Linked DNA regions of Mus musculus: region 1 is linked to region 2. Evidence: chromatin loops called from intact Hi-C (ENCODE). Cell type or tissue: heart. All regions are shown on one strand. Links, peaks and the distances in the headings refer to the core of each region. The heading gives the core; the rest is flanking DNA.

Evidence for each region. Hi-C counts contacts between places; a loop is a spot of excess contacts. Peaks named below come from ENCODE experiments on the same cell type or tissue, not always from the same donor. Only the 100,000 strongest peaks of a DNase experiment are listed, where the experiment ranks them.
Region 1: it touches region 2 in a loop (8-fold over the local background); 15 of 42 quality-filtered maps call a loop at or near these places.

The regions. Positions count from the first base shown.
Region 1 is chr2:80,576,074-80,584,412 of GRCm38, reverse strand. Nckap1 (NCK-associated protein 1) reads left to right here and starts at 3,231. Exons shown (of 31, transcript NM_016965.3): 1 at 3,231-3,555. The coding sequence starts at 3,448. It also overlaps the pseudogene Gm13688. In heart, for the core only: CTCF peaks have their summits at 2,879 and 3,088; DNase peaks (open chromatin) are centred at 2,832 and 3,182; H3K4me3 peaks cover 3,343 bases; H3K27ac peaks cover 2,456 bases.
Region 2 is chr2:80,634,302-80,642,640 of GRCm38, reverse strand. Nup35 (nucleoporin 35) reads right to left here and starts at 3,829. Exons shown (of 9, transcript NM_027091.4): 1 at 3,709-3,829; 2 at 1-16. The coding sequence starts at 3,748. In heart, for the core only: no CTCF peak of the experiment used is centred there; a DNase peak (open chromatin) is centred at 3,870; H3K4me3 peaks cover 1,873 bases; H3K27ac peaks cover 997 bases.

The DNA of each region.
Region 1 (8,339 bases), core at 78-8,077, 58 kb after region 2:
GCAGAGAGAGATTCTAGGCTTGGTATGGGCTGGCCTACAGAGTGAGTTCCAGGACAGCCAGGGCTACATAAAGAATCCCTATTTTATGAGGATAGGGGGAAGAAAATAGGCTGAGCAAACCACGAGGAGCAAGCAAGGAAGCACCACTCCTCCATGGTCTCTGTGTCAGCTACTACCTCCAGGTTCCTGCCCTCCTTGAGTTCTTGTCTTGACTTTGATGATGAACTGTGATGTGGAAGTATAAATCCAATAAACTCTTTCCTCCCCAAGTTACTTTGGTTATGGTGTTTTATCATAGCAATAGTAACTGTGGTGGTCTGAATAAGAACGGCCCCGTACAGGTTCATATATTTGAATGTTTAGTCACCAGGGAGTAGCACTATTTGAAAGAATTAGAAGGATTAGGAGGTGTGGCCTTCTTGGAAGAACTGTGTCACTGTGGGTGGGCTTTTGAGGTTTTAAAAGCCCATACCAAGCCTAGAATCTCTCTTTGCCTTTGAATCAGGATGTAGTCTTTAGCACCAACATGCCAGGCTTCCTGCTGTCATGCTTTCTTCCATGGTGATAACAGATTAAGCCTCTGAAACTGTCAGCGAGCCCCCAATTAAATGCTTTCTTTTTTATGAGCTGCTTTAGTCATGGTAGACACATGTCTTCACAGTAATAGGACAGTGACTATGACAATAACCCCAACAAACACATTATCTACAGATTTCTTCTCTTGGCTACTCTAAGGTATAAACAGTTGCAACTATTCAAGTTCATATGGAAGCCAGGCATGCTCTACATGCCTATAATCTCAGCAGGAGAGGAGAACTGTGGTGGTTTGAATGCAAAAGATCCCCATAGGCTCAGGTTCGAACACTTGATTCCCAGCTGGTAGAACTGTTTGGGAAGGATTAGGAACTGTGGCCTTGTTGGAAGAAGTATGGATGGGCTTTGAGGTTTCAAAAGCACATGGCATGCCTAGTTAGGTTTCTGCTTCATACTTGGAGATCAAGTTGTAAGCTCTCAGTTATTGCTCCAGCACCAGGCCTGCCTACCTGCTGCCACCACATCCCTCACAATGGTCATGGACTCTAATGCTCTGAATATGAGTTCTCAATTAAATAAGTTATTTCATATGTTGCCTTGGTTATAGTATTTTAATCACACTATTAAAGTAGCTAAAACAACAACTAAGCCTTCAAGGCCAGCCTGAGTTATAGAGTGAGATGGCATTATAAAAGACAACAAAACAAAACAACATCCTCTTCTACCTCAAACTACAAAGAAACAAAAGTTCTGTAAGAGTTGTTTTACATCTGACAGCCTATTCTGGCCTCTGGGTACACCAGACTTGAGCACAGTGCATTTATTCATGGAGGTCAAAATACACATAAAATAAAATAAAATAAAATCTTTAAAAAATGCTGTTGTCCGCCGTCTTGATAGAAATGATCCCGGTTTCCTAAAGACACACACACCGCTCGTTCCACCCAGCACATGTACATTTTCTTACCTGGCTGTCCCCAATCCCTCACAGCAGCGTTTCCTTCTCAGTGTCCTCTTAATTGTCTCAGACTTCAGCCCCCAGCCTCCGGTAAACTTAAATGCTAACTACCAGCTTATCAAGAAACCAAGTAAGTTAAATGCCTCAATTAGTCAATAACAGAACAAATAGCTCAATAGAGCTCAATAGAGCTAAATAGATGGTCTTTGAGATGAAAAGAGAGAGACGTGAACGGAGGGGGGGGTGGAGGTAGAGAAAGAATATACATTCAAGGTATGTAGCTCTATGTAGACTGCACACCGACAGATAAATGTTAAGATGTTTTTGGCAGGACTAGAACTTTTTTTGTTTTGAGACAGGATTTTTCTGTGTACCTCTGGCTGCCCACCTCTGCCCCCTGAGTGTCAGAAGTCTTTAGAGACAGAGTTTCTCTGTATAGTCCTGGCCTACCTCTGCCTCCCAAGTGCTGAGAAGAAAGGCATGTGCCACCATGCCCAGCCTTCACCAGGAGTATTAAACAGCCCTTAAGGAATTCTGTATACTCTCTGGTAGAGTTCTGGAAGACTAGGCGCTACAGTAGCTTTTTAAAATGTCTTAGAAACAATTTGTTACATTTCACTACAAAGTTGCTTTGGTGAATCCATTTTTTTTTTTTTTTTTTTTTTTGGTTTTTCAATACTGGTTTCTCTGTATAGTCCTGGCTGTCCTGGAACTCACTCTGTAGACCAGGCTGGCCTCGAACTCAGAAATCTGTCTGTCTCTGCCTCCCAAGTGCTGGGATTAAAGGTGTGCAACACCACTGTCCGCCTGTGAATCCATTTTCTTACTAACTTCAGAATGCCTTGTTATAGAAGGTGGTGGGTTGATTGATTTAAATTCATGAATACGATACACAATTAGACTATATTAGGTAAAGCCCCAAATATCCCAAGTCCCCTGGAGTGCAAGTTTTCATTGTAGTCATTCACATGGAGACACAATTTGTTCCAGTTTGAAACCCTGTGTGATGAGGAGTGGACACGGAGTGAGATGATGACAAACAATATTTGGTTGGTGATGGGGTGGAAAAGTAGAATTCCAGAAACGATTGGGATTTATGGTGGAGGCTGGGAGCGAACCCTCTTACTCGGAACAAAATTTGTTTTGTTTTTTATTTTGCTTTTTTATTTTGCTTACCACATGCCAGAGCCTATTCGTGTCTCCTCCGGATGGGTGCTGGTCCATGATAAGTCCCTTCATAATAATCTAAGGAACTCGAGCTGCCCTTACTTCCGACCTCCTTCCTCCGAAGCCAGCTGGAGGCGGGAGCGAGCACCGGGAGGTGGCGAGGCGCTGCCCGCCGTGCGGAGCACACATCTGCCGCGTTCTCCCTGGAGCGTCTGTCAAGGCGTGGGAGGAAAACAAGCTCGGAGCCGCCAGGCTCCTCTCGGGGCCAAAGTCTCCCGAAACACACCGTCCCCGTCCCCACGGCGGTGCGGGCCCTGGGGCGTGGGGAGCGGGGACAACTTCGGGGGAAGTCCAGGACCGCGGCTTGGGGGTCCCCGGAGCGGAGGAGGCGGGGCGGGGCGCTCCGGACCCCGGGCTCCGGCCGCAGTTCTCCCGGCGGCCTCGCGGGGGCGCCGGCGCGGCCGATCAGGTGACCGAGCGCCGGTCCCGGCTGCGGGAAGCCGACTCGTTCTCAGCCGCCGCCGCCGCCGCCACACCTAGCGGAGGAGCCGGGAAAGGCGGCCCGGGAGTGGGGGGTGTACTGGGGCGGAGAGCGCCGCGGGTGGAGGCGGAAGGGCGGCGGGCGGAAGCGAGCGCCGCGGCTGCTGTGTCACGGCGCGGGTGGGCGCACGGCATGGGCGCGCCGCGCTGAGGCGGAGGTCGCGGGCGGGCAGGCGGGCGGGCCTGAGGGAGGCGGCGAGCCGGGGAGTAGCGCGCCCGGCGGCGGTGGCGGCGGCGGCGGCCGCACCATGTCGCGCTCCGTGCTGCAGCCCAGTCAGCAGAAGCTGGCGGAGAAGCTCACCATCCTCAACGACCGGGGCGTCGGCATGCTCACGCGCCTCTACAACATCAAGAAGGTGCGCACGGGCCGGCGAGGCCGGGCGGGGTGCGGCGGGGGAAAAGGCCGCGGGCGCCAGCTCGGCCTGCTCGCGCGGGGCCTCCGGGATGCGCCGCGGCCTAGAGTGAGCCGCGGGGCGGGCAGGCGGGAGCCATTTCCCGGCTCCCGGCGGCGGGAACCGGCCGGGCCGCGCATGGCCGCCGCGGCGCTCTGGTTTGCGGGGAGGAAAGGAGGGCGCGCGGCCTTCCCGGGCTGCGGCGAACGGGCCCGGGGTTCTTGGCTTGCGAGTGTGGGAATGCGGCGATCGACCCTCTGGTCCCCACTTGGCCACTTGATTTTTCGTTCCCTGAATCAAGCCCCTCACCCCCACGACAGCGTGTTGACGTTTGGGATAATTTCATTTTGAAGATGGACCGGAGGGGGAAGTGAGGGTGGAACCGGTTTTCGTCTGAAATACTTGTAGGCTGTGAGTCACTAGAACAGGAATAACCACCTTTACTCCCTACTCCTCCTCATTTTAGTTTTCCCAACCCTATCTGATTAGCACCAAAGCACCATTCCTTAAAGTACAATGGCTGTATAAAATAAAGACCGAGTGTGCTCCCGTTGCTATCTCCTTCGCAACATAGTACGAGGATTTGAGCAACTAGACAGTGGACCCATTGAAAATCTGAGTGTCTTCAGATTAGGGAGTGGAAGGCTGTATCGAAGTGAAGAAAAGTAGATCTAAAGGTGGAAAAGGATTGCCATTAATTTACCTTAGAGGGAAACAACCTCAAATCCATTTATTTTAAGCCTCACTGAATTTGGTAAAGAGAAAAAGTTTCCTTTTGGTACACTTTATACCAGTCCATCCTTGCGGGGTTCTGTGTATCTGTGTCTTTTCTTTAATAATCTTGTTTATAAAATTATATATGTGTGTGTGTGTGTGTGTGTATCTATCTATCTATCTATATATCGTGAAATATACTTTTGACCATATCAAAAGGATATAGGTTGCTTGTGAGTATCCTGAAGATTCTTTTTAAAATTTAGAATCAAAGCATTCCAGTATAAACTTGTTTTATTCAGTTTATACAGTTAGCTTTTGACACTGCAATTCTGAAGCACACTCTCTAAATGAATAATAGTAAACGTTGGGAATGGGATAGCTGTGTTGTTCTGGTTACTCACTTGGCTTTAATGATTGTCTCTACACCCAGCACAGTTTGGAGCTAGGAAGAACCCATTGCGTTTGTGCCATGACCATGACATCCACCCCTTGATCGTAACTTCATGGGGGTTGGAAGAATTAAGCTTGTATACGTTGCAGTGATGAGAGCCTTTGAATTTCACTGCTTAAGAAATTTGGAAATTAAGTTCTATATGCGAAACCCCAGCAAGTCAAATGTTCCTAAAAGCTACCAGACCTGTGGTTTTGTGGTTAGAGGAAATGGTTATGATGGTTTCTAGAAGAGGAAGTGAGAGTAACCTTAAAAGTGATTTGAGTATTTGAGTAAAATACTGTCTTTAATTTGGCCAAGTCACTAAACATTTTTATAGTATAAGTATAAACAAACTTTGATACTTTAATTCCATGGGTAATAGTAAGTGGAATTCTAAGCATTTAAACTTCGGATTCCAGATCGCTGCCTTTTCTCAGTGTTTCTCACTTCCTGTTTTGAGAAACTTCATTCAGGCTCTTGTGTTGACTAGAATGGAAAATGCGTGAATGTGATTGACCTAATTGCCAAGCATTTGAGTTACAGAAATGCTGTATATTTCAGCACGTACATATTTTTTATAGCTTTTTGAAATATTTTTTGCCTCCTTGGCTTCTGGGTTCCTTATGGGAAGAGTAATATTGAGGGCATTATCTAGCTCACAAGGCTTTGATCAGAGCTGGCTGAAATTGACAGTGTTCATGTTAAATGCATCTGATGTTTATTTTGTGAGAGGAAGAGAGAGCAGATGTGTGTGGAGGTTAGAGGAGAGCTTGTGAGAACATTCTTATTCCACCTCAGAGGGTTCCTGGGACCATCAGGCTTAGCTGCAAGTGCCTTTCTGCTCTGAGCCATTTTGCTGGCCTTTTAGGTTGACTTTGAATCCTTTAGCCTGTGGAATTGCCAGCCTACCTCTTCCCAGCTGGCTACAGAGTGAAGCATTTGTTCAGATATCTTGCCAAAGAAGCAAGATCTGTTCCCCATGTGCGTATAAGGTTCATGTTATCTACGTTATTATGACAGTATAAATCACATAATCTTTCATTTACTTTTATTTTTTCTTTTAGATTTTAAAGCTTTATAAGCATGAGTGTTTGGAATGCATGTATCTCTGCAGCATGTGTGTGTGCCTGATGTGCACCAAGGCTAGGAGAAGGTATTAGATCCCCTAGAATGGAATTCAAATGGTGGTGAGCTTCTAAAGCTGGAATAAATGATCTTACACATAGTCCCATCTTTCCTAGTCTAACATCTCCCACTGTCTCAAGTCTTTCACAATCCTACTTAAACACTGCATTTTGTTAGCTAGCTTCACATCTCTCCCATTGAGATGAGAATGTCTCAACACTGGAATAATACACCTGGTACTCCAATGCTAGCGAAAACATTCAGTAGATGGATTAATAGGGAGGAAGCTGTCTCAACATTGACATTACCTAAAAGATTAGCTTATAAGGCCATTCTTTTAAGAGTTATTTGAAATTATCATATATACAGATATATTTACACATTAACAATTTAAGATTTATGAAGTTTGATATTATTAAAATACTACAGTTTTATACTTTAACTATGTAAGTAATATATACATGTAATCATATGTACAGATCTATTTACACATTAACAATTTAAATATTAAAATATTACAGTATTGTACTTTAACAAAGAATAGTTCATCATTGTCTAATTATTTGACAAATTAAGTCTAATTAAGTATACTAAAAAATATACAAGTATACCAAAACCTACAATATTGTTAAATTCTTAGAATCAACTCTTTTTTTTTTTTTTTTTTTTTTTTTTTTGGTTTTTCGAGACAGGGTTTCTCTGTGTAGCCCTGGCTGTCCTAGAACTCACTCTGTAGACCAGGCTGGCCTTGAACTTAGAAATCCGCCTGCCTCTGCCCCCCAAGTACTGGGATCAAAGGTGTGCGCTACCACTGCCGGACCAGTATCAACTCTTAAAATCTTAAGAGCTTACTATATTCACTAACAAATGCAATATTGAAAACAGTGGGTGAAAATTTTAGGTGTGTGGTTACTATTAATTGAACTATTACTTTACTATTAATGAAACAAACTTAGGTTAGTTGTGATTCCTGACTGCATTTCTTGTGCTGCAGGTTACATAGTCTTTCATTGTACAGGTTAATCTTTGATCTTGTGATGTCATACCCCAGATAGTGCTGGGAACCAAGTCCCAGAGCCTGGGCATGCTAGAAATGGACTACTGCCAAGCTAAGTTCCCAGCCTCACTGTTTGTCCTTCAAAATGAAAATTACAGAAGAAAATTTTTATCTCATTGGTTCTCTTCATTCTAATTTTATGTTTTAAGTATACTCCCCATTTTAAGCAAAATGCCCTATTTATTTCGGTTAGTTTTACTTATGCTCTTTTATCTTGTACACGTTAAAATGCACCAGGGACTAAACCTTAACCTTAACCATAGAGGGAGCTGAGGAGACCACGGCGGGGCTGGCTACACGGGCCTGAGAACTGAGTTTATACCCAGTGCTGACCTAAGATGCCAGGGTTTTGATCCCAGCCCCAGGGAGAGAGAGACAGGTGGATTCCTGGAGCTTGGTAGCCACCAGCCAGCCTAACCTAATAGGCCAGCCTGAACCTCCCCAGGTTCCTGTGAGAGACCATGTCTCCAAAAAAAAAGTAACTCCTGAGGAATGACACCAAGGGTGACCTCTGGCCGATATGTGTGCCTGCATGTGCACATACCTTCAATTAACCCACTAAAATTCCACAGGAAAAATAACTGTAATCTGCAATGTTGTTACAAAATATATCTTACTAAAGAAATTTGAGTTAAAATTTTAAATTCTTTCTCCTTTAATACATCACAAGTGCAAACAGAAATCTCCATTCATAATTACAGAAAACATGATGAAAATGATCTTTCCATCCAGGTCCATAGATTTCATCACAAGTAGTCCACAATAAAAAGGGAAATTATTCCTGTGCTAGTACATTTCTGTAAGATTACCACATATTAGTTTTAGTTACATATTCCTTTCAGATGTAAAAAGTGAATTGGATCTATTCATAGCCAGGTTTCTAAAGAAGCTACTATGCATATTTTAGAAGCAGTGAGTTGGCTCAGTGAGCAGAGGCATCATGACTTCAACCAGGCATGGTGACCTGAGAATAATCCTTAATATATGTATGTATATACACATACATACATATATGTACATATAACACACATATATATATAATAGCTGGGAAGTGGTGGTGAACACTCAGGAGATGAAGGCAGGCAGATCTCTGAGTTTGAGGCCAGCCTGGTCCATGCAAGTTCCAAGATAGCCAGGGCTGCACAGAAATCACTGTCTACAAACAAGGAGGAAGAAAAGAGGTGCACAGCTGTCTTCTGACCTCTACGTGTACTCCATGGCACATGTGAGCTTCGTCCCCCACCCCCTTACATACACAAAATAAATCAATTAGAAGGTTTTTGAAGTGGAGAGATGGCTCAGCAGTTATACGCACCAGCTACTCGTCCGTCCGGAGCGTCACGGTTTGTTACCAGCACCCACTTGGTAACGGACAACTGTTCTTAACGTCAGTTCCTGAGGATCTGACACTCTCTC
Region 2 (8,339 bases), core at 325-8,324:
ATCATTGGTTCAGATCCTAAATTAATCAAAAATGAAATAAAATAAAGCCATTTCCATTACAGTACCTCACAAACAGATACAGCAATTTATGATAAAAGATGAATAATTTAATCATAAAAATTTAAATATGAACTGTATTTGAATTTATTTTATAAGCTATTATGAATTCCAAAATGTGAAATAGTCTTGTATTCACAATATTAATCTTTCACCTGTATTTTACGATGCTAGAGATCCAATCCAGAGCATTTGCTCATGTTATACAAGCTCCCACAAGGTACATCCACAAGGCTAATCTTTGGCAGGTGTTCTTAGTTATACTATTTCATGGATTTAAAAGCATCATTTTGAAAACCTTAGCTTATTATTTAAAAAGAAATCTCTAATAAAAGCAGAATAATTTATTTCTATATCTGTGTTTCTACTATGCACCTAAAAACAAGAATACACCAATCTTTATACAAATATTGGAAAATCAGAAACAATAAAAATGTAATAATCATGCACACCTTACCACACTAAGGACGCTAGAACTTACCTTCTAATTCAGAAATACAGTAAAAGGAGTTATAAAACTTATTTTCAGCCAGGCATGGTGGCGCACGCCTTTAATCCCAGCACCTGGGAGGCAGAGGCAGGTGGATTTCTGAGTTCGAGGCTAGCCTGGTCTACCGATTGAGTTCCAGGACAGCCAGGGCTACACAGAGAAACCCTGTCTGGAAACAAACAAAAACTTACTTTCAGATCATTTATCTTAAATTCATTAAAAACAACCTTTAGAAAACTGTAATCAGCAAAAGTTTCCCTAACATAAAACCAATCTAAAGAAAGAATATTTTGTAACCATCAATTCAAAATTACTCTTCTAGGGTTGAAGAGATGCCTCAGTAGTTACAATCACTGGCTGCTGTTCCAGATTGACTCCCCAGTGTCCAAATGGTGGCTTACAAAACTCCAGTTCCACGAAATCCGATGCCCTCTTTTGGCTTCCTCAGATGCCAGGCACACAGGTGGTACAGGACATTAATACAAACAAAACACCCAAGCACATATAAAAAACAAATACATATTTTTTTTAAAAATTAACCTTCTCAAGCAGCAGCAATGATTATTCCCATTTTTAGAATAAGAAAACTAACTGAATGACTCAGTAAAATTAAGCAGTAAGAAAGACATAAGCCACATAGAGATGTAGACTCAGGTTCTCTTAGCAAAATGAGCATAAGGGTGGAATCCACTCACAGCTTTTATTACTTTTATCACAAGCAGAGCACTTGATCTGATAGCTAACATTCAGTAAGGACTTCATAATCCACCAGCATCTTATGATACAAAACCTTTGTAAAGTGGTAACGAAGACTTGCATGTCTACTGATGAACACTTCATTTTCTGGCTTAGGGAGTAAGCCTTTGTATGATTTATTGTATTCAGAGAAGTCTGATGTCTGGTATGAGAGTTATGTGGTTTTTACTAACTATTGCTTAACTTCTAAATAGCCTAAATACTTGTTTTCTGATATTCAAAAGCTTTTAATAGCATACCCTTCCTCTTTTTTTCCATTATTAATGCAGATCTGGATACTAACAGTTTAAGTTTAAAAAGAGGGATGAAAAAACAAAATAACTCAGAAGAATAAAACAAGTATCAAAAAAGCTGTAAGGCTGGATGGTGGTGGCCTTTAATTCCAGCACTCGTGAGAAAGAGGCAGGCAGGTCTCTAAGTTCGAGGTCAGCTGGTCAACAAAGTGAGTTCCAGTCAGCCAGGGGCTATATATATAGAGAAACCCTGTCTTGAAACTCCCATCCTCACCCCTCCCTCCCCCTCGGGGGAAAAATGTATACACACACACAAACACACACACACACTAAGGTGTAAAAAGAAAATTGTAATTCTTTTGTAAAGCACTAGTTATGTTACATAGTGCTACTACGTATCTCAAAAGAAAGTTAAACAGGGCATTGTGATGCATGCCTTTAATACCAGCACTAGGGAGGCAGAGGCAGGCGGATTTCTGAGTTCGAGGCCAGCCTGGTCTACAGAGTGAGTTCCAGGACAGCCAGGGCTATACAGAGAAACCCTGTCTCAAAAAAAAAAAAAAAAGTAAGTTAAACTCAAACCAGAAGTCTCAACAAAAGCATATTCTAAATAGATATTTAGAAAAGACCTGTAACAAAATACAAAGGTTTTGGTAACATCACAACTATCATCTACAAGAGGGGTAGGAAAACTGTGACAACTGTAAGAGTTATCAAGGTGTGGTGAGATGGTTCAATGGGTCAAAGTCCTTGCCATTAAGCCTAAATTCAGTCCCAGGACACACAACACATCCATACACTTGCACATTATATAACAATCTAATTAGGTCAAGAAAAAACTCAGCTACCTAAATACACCGTGATAAAGTAGGAAGCCAGACTGCCACTAACCATTCCTTCATGACTAAACATAAAGGCTTAATGATTGCTGCATCCTGCACGTCTGAAATTCCACTTCTCAATCTCTGCCCCTAAATGTTAATTCCTTCACTGACTTCCTCAGAGAGGAGTGCCTGGGTGAGGTGCCAAGAGGATGTCAGACCAGCAGACACCTAAAACACGTGCAACATGTGACTCTGAACAGTTAATATCAGACAAAGTCAGAGCCTAAGCTAGGCAATATACAAGAATGTGTTCACATTTCTTACACCTGAAAATATGCTCTCCAAAATGTCACTGTTGGACAGAAAAACTGGAACTGCCCTGATCTCTAAATAATATGAAAAAAAAAATCAGAAAACAAGTTTTAATGCAACAGTGTATCTACATTATTAGCATTATTGGTTCAGTTTTTATGATAAACAAAATCAAGTTATGTCATTCTTTTTTCCCTTTTTGGTTTGGTTTTAATACAAGTTTTCTCGGTATAATCCTGGCTGTCCTGAAACTCACTTTGTAGACCAGGCTGTCCTCGAACTCAGAAATCCCACCTGCCTCTGCCTCCCAAGTGCTGGGATTAAAGGCGTGCGCCACCACTGCCCGGCTGCAACTCTATTCTTAAAACAACTTTTTACCCAAAACGTGGCAAGCATTACATGCCTTTTGAATCTACAAAGTTAGTTCTACACAATAAATACAATGCTTACTCTCTTTACCAAGCTTAGAGAGTTATAAACTAATAATACTACGATACGTCTAGGAAACTGTAGACAGGTTTTGTTTGTTTTCTGTTGTAGAATATGACCATTGTCACTACTCACAAAACTCAGCGGGAGTGGAGAATCAACATGTTAATTGGTTTGTTTTTTCTCCAAATACGGCATATTCGGAACGTTTCCCCAACAAATAATGGGGATAATTCTTTAGAATCAGCAGTCGTCCAATAGAGTCAAGTTCCAAAGTAAAAGGCGGGGGAGCCGGGCGAGCCAGGTTGGTTCTGGGTCATGCATTCATATACAAATTTCTTTTGTGACATTAAGATCCGACCTAGAAACCTAGGTGGCCCAGCGGCAACCGGTTACTACAGCGACCAGTGGCTCACCGCCCATCCTCGTGCATGCTTTCGGGGTACGGGGCAGGTGACCACAGTGCAGCCGGGCGCCGTGCCGGGTTCCCGGGTACCACCGCCCAGATGTCACCGGCCACAGCGCTCCCCGCTCCCTCCGTGGCGTGTGACACCTCCGGGTCAACAGCGCGCTGGCTGTGCCGCCGGGAAAGCCGCGGTCCACTCACCCAACGTGGGCGCCTGGGGATCCACCGCAAACGCTGCCATCGCAACGGCCGCTCCTACTCCAGCAATGAGCTTCCCAGTTTTCAAAAATGGCGGAAACTCTTATCACCGTAAGAGCCGCTCAGCCTTATGGGTTGCGCAACTTCCGGTCATGCTCTCTGCGGAGGCTGAGGGCGCTTCAGCCATTTTGGAAGAGGGCAACCTTCTTTACCATGTCTGGGATGCTAAGGAAGATTTTATGAGGATACCGAGAGCAATGTGAGACGTCTGCTTCTAAGACTAGTAAACCACAGTGGTGGCACACGCCTTTAATCCCGGCACTTGGGAGGCAGAGGCAAGCGGATTTCTGAGTTCCAGGCCAGCCTGGTCTACAGAGTGAGTTCCAGGACAGCCAGGGCTATACAGAGAAACCTTGTCTAGAAAAACCAAATTTAAAAAAAAAAAAAAAAAAAAAGAAGAAAAAGATCTTGGAAAGCCTCCTAATATGTTGTTGTTAATGCTTCATAAAGATTCCTTTGCTCTCTTGATAATTAGTGAGATTTTTGCATCAACTTCCCTAGCACCTATTAAAGTACATTTAATGAAACTATATATTCCTTTCTTTCAACTTGATTCCTGCACTTGATATAAGCCTTTTTTTCTCAAAATATGTTTTCCATCATCATTTCTTGTAGCTTTTTTTGTTTGTTTGTTTTTTTGGTTTTTTTTTTTTTTTGAGACAGGGTTTCTCTGCATCACCTGGTTGTCCTGGAGCTCACTCTGTACACCAGGCTGGCCTTGAACTCAGAAATCCTCCTGCCTCTGCCTCCCAAGTGCTGAGATTAAAGGCATGTGTCACCACTGCCCATGTTAATGATAAGGAAAGCCCTGGAGCCACAGGCATCCTGCCCATGGCATCTGTGTGCTCTCCTCTTCACTCTGCTACCTCTCCTTAGAGTATGTATATTCATGTGCTTATGTGTGTGTTAACATACATTTAGTTTTGGCTGGGCAGTGGGGCACACGCCTTTAATTCCAGCACTTGGATGGCAGAGGAAGGCAGATCAAAGAGTTCAAAGCCAGCCAGGTCTACAGGGGTGTTCCAGGACAGCCAGGGTTACACAGAGAATTCTATCTAAAATAAAAATAAAAATGCAAAAGCCAACAGCCTTGAGCCTGATACTGTGTTAAATTTGTGAGTCACTACAAAGAAGTCAGGTATGAATCATTAGACAGACTTGACCGCTCTTAGGAGAGTGTCATTACAGACTGAGAGACAGCGGTTTCTTCCTGTACAGGCAATACAACAACGCCATGGGGTTAGAGCTGGCTGTCACGTCTTCACAATGATTCCAATATTAAATGACAGATTCCTAGAATTCAATTTTATTTTGTTTGGTTTGGTTCAGTTGAGACCTGTTTTCCCTGCATAGTCCTGGCTGTCCTGGAAGTCACTTTATAAAATAGGCTGGCCTCCATGACTCTGCCTCCAGAGTGCTGGAATTAAAGGTGTGCACCACCACCCACCCACCCAGAATTAAAATCTGAAAACCACTTACATGTTCAGTTTACCTTTTTTAAAAAGGGTGTGCTGAATGCAATGCTGTACAACTTTAATTCCTGCTCTCAGGAGGCAGAGGCAAGTGGATCTCTGCAAGTTCAAAGTCATCGTGGTCTGTATATAGTGAGTTCCAGGAGAGCAAAAGCTATACAGACTCTGCCCCTTCCCCCCCCACACACACACACACAAAAGAATAAATAAATATAAATTTTAAAATAAGTGTGTGTTCTACATATCAAAAGATGCATGCCTTGATCTTGTACATATAAATCAGTGTTTACTCAGCAATGGTCTTTACAGAGACAAAAGCACATGATTTGTGCTGGATCACCAACTAATTGGTAACTTAAAGCATCGAAAAAAAAAAAAACCACATTTTTTTGAAGCCAGAAATCCAGACTATGTTTTAAAGGGCTCCTATCAAGGCAGCAATAGGCCTGGTTTCTTTGGAGATACAAGAGGAGTATGGGTTTCCTTCCACCTTCTAAAGACTATACTTGTCATTTGGCTGCTAGCATCACTCTGTCCAGTCAAAGCCAGAGGCATTGCATTTCCTTCCTCTCCCCTCCCCTCCCTCCCTCCCTCCCTCCCTCCCTCCCTCTCTCTCTCTCTCTCTCTCTCTCTCTCTCTCTCTCTCTCTGACACTTCTTCTTAAAGTTTCTATTATTATGTGACTAACACTACCATAGTGACTCATGTCCCTCTGCCTCCTGTCTAATGGTTCTTAGGGCTCACTCTCAACTCAAATAACCCATTTAGGGAACTAAGTCAATAATCACATCTGTTAAACACTTGTGGATGTTTTGGAGAAGACGGACCATTATCTTTTCTTTCTTACTTTCACTTATCTGTACATATATGAAAAAATTAATTATAAGTTAAAACACTCTTAGAGATTTTTGTTGGTTGGTTGGTTTGGTTTTGGGATTTTGGCTTTTAGAGACAAGGTTTCTCTGTGTAGCCTGGACTGTGCTGGAACTCACTCTGTAAACCAAGCTGGCCTCCAACTCAGAGATCTGCCTGCCTCTGCCTCTGGAGTGGTGGGATTAAAGATGTGAGCCACCACTGCCCAGCTTAGATTACCATCTTTTTTAAAAAATTATTTATGTATATGAGTACACTGTAGCTGTCTTCAGATACACAAAAGGTTATCAGATCCCATTAACAGATGGTGATGGCTATGAGCCACCATATCTCTGGACTTTTCTAGAAGAGCAGTCAGTGCTCTTAACCGATGAGCCACCTCTCCAGCCCCTAGATTAGCATCTTAATTACAATGCTTCTCTTTCTATTTTCTTCTCTGAACCTGTTGAATGAAGTGCACACAGATATCCTCCACATCTATTCTGAATTACTAGTTTACTCAGGACATGAGATCTTAACATGCTGTTTTATACTCTAGATTTTCAAGCTTAGATGGAGAACTCTTTCTTCAAAGCATGGTGTCTGAACAATACAAAACTACTGCTCTAATTATGGAAAAATACAGGAAATGTTCAAGCCAGACCAACTCAGGGTTCTTGCCCACCAGCCTGGCATTTAACAGTACAGGAAACACAGGTGAGAAATTTGGTCTACAAAGAATCCAACTTAAAAATTAATTCAAGGCTGGATACTCAAGAACTTTCTTCTAAAATCAAGTTTTGAAATTTCAGAACTAGATAGCTCAATTTATTCACCTTTAATGAACACAGTGGGTTAAACTTTTGTGTATCTATCACATATATTCATAGTTCATCAACTTTATTAAATCTCCATTAACATATTTATATATAAATACAAAAGTAAGCTCTTAAGATAACTGTCTATTTTGTAAGTATATAAAAACATAATTTTTAAACAGATGGGGCAGAGAGATGGCTCAGTGGTTAAGAATATCTACTGCTCTTCCAAAAAACCAGAGTTCGGTTCCCAGCACCCACACCAGGCAGCTCACACCCACCTATAACTTGAGCTCCAGGGAAGTTATGCACTTACCACACACATACATAGGATTAAAAATAATTTAAAAATTAAAAACAAAAACAAGGAGAGATATCCACCTTTTGTAAGACTTTAAGAAATAATGGAATTTGTCTTCTTCAGACAGAGATCGAAGGGAGGACGCATGATGCCTGGGCGTGTCAGCTCTGCCTTCGGCAGCTTGTACATCGCAGGCTGTCTGTCATTCACCTAGACTGTGATGTTATATAAGCACTCACGTGACTTCACAGTGGCCAAGATCAAGTGATCTCCAGAACAGTTTCATGATGTAAATAAACCATAAGGACCATCTCAAACAAAAATACAAACCCAACAGTTGGCACTGCATTTTGGGGCTCTATAAACAATAATAGCAGAAGCTGTATCTCTATGTGTCTTTGAGTCAACAGTTACAAACAGAAACATGGCGGTTTGCTGATGGTCTCGTTATAGGAAACAACTGACAGAAAATACTCAGCCTGACATCAGTGAAATATGAGCTCAGCTGATTTGCCTTCTCATTTTTTTTAACCAACTAAATGGATACTTTTGCTTTTTGAAAGCTAAGAGTAACTACCAAACTTAAATAACTTTCCTGTGCAATTTTGTTTCTTGGTCTTGTATTCAAATACCAATTAGGTTTAATTGGATATGATAAAGGCTCAGGGAAGTTATAACAGTCAAAACAGACTTCAGGGGAGGCAGAGTTGTCTCGATTCTTGACAGAGTTACATCTGGAATTTACCTTGAGGGGACTTGTTCACGTGTTCAAGAGGGAGAAGAAAGGATGAGTGAGTGACAGGAAACTAGAATTGTGGTTATAAATATGTTATTTTCTGTAATTTTGTTTGACATTTTCTCTCATCTTTTAAATAAGCCCAAATTTTAAGATATTCAAAAGTCATACATTTTTGTCACCACTTATGTGAAAACTATTAGTGAAAAATCAATGAAGCAATTACTCTTTGCCTGATAATTATTTTTATTTAGCCAACACGTAGTTTGCGGAGGACTTTGAACAGTTACTAATCAGGGACACTGGTAACTCCAGGATTTAGTTTACTCATCTGAATCATAGAAAAGTTTAGTGTCAACCTTATATGTAATACGCTGGTTTATTCACCCCAAAAT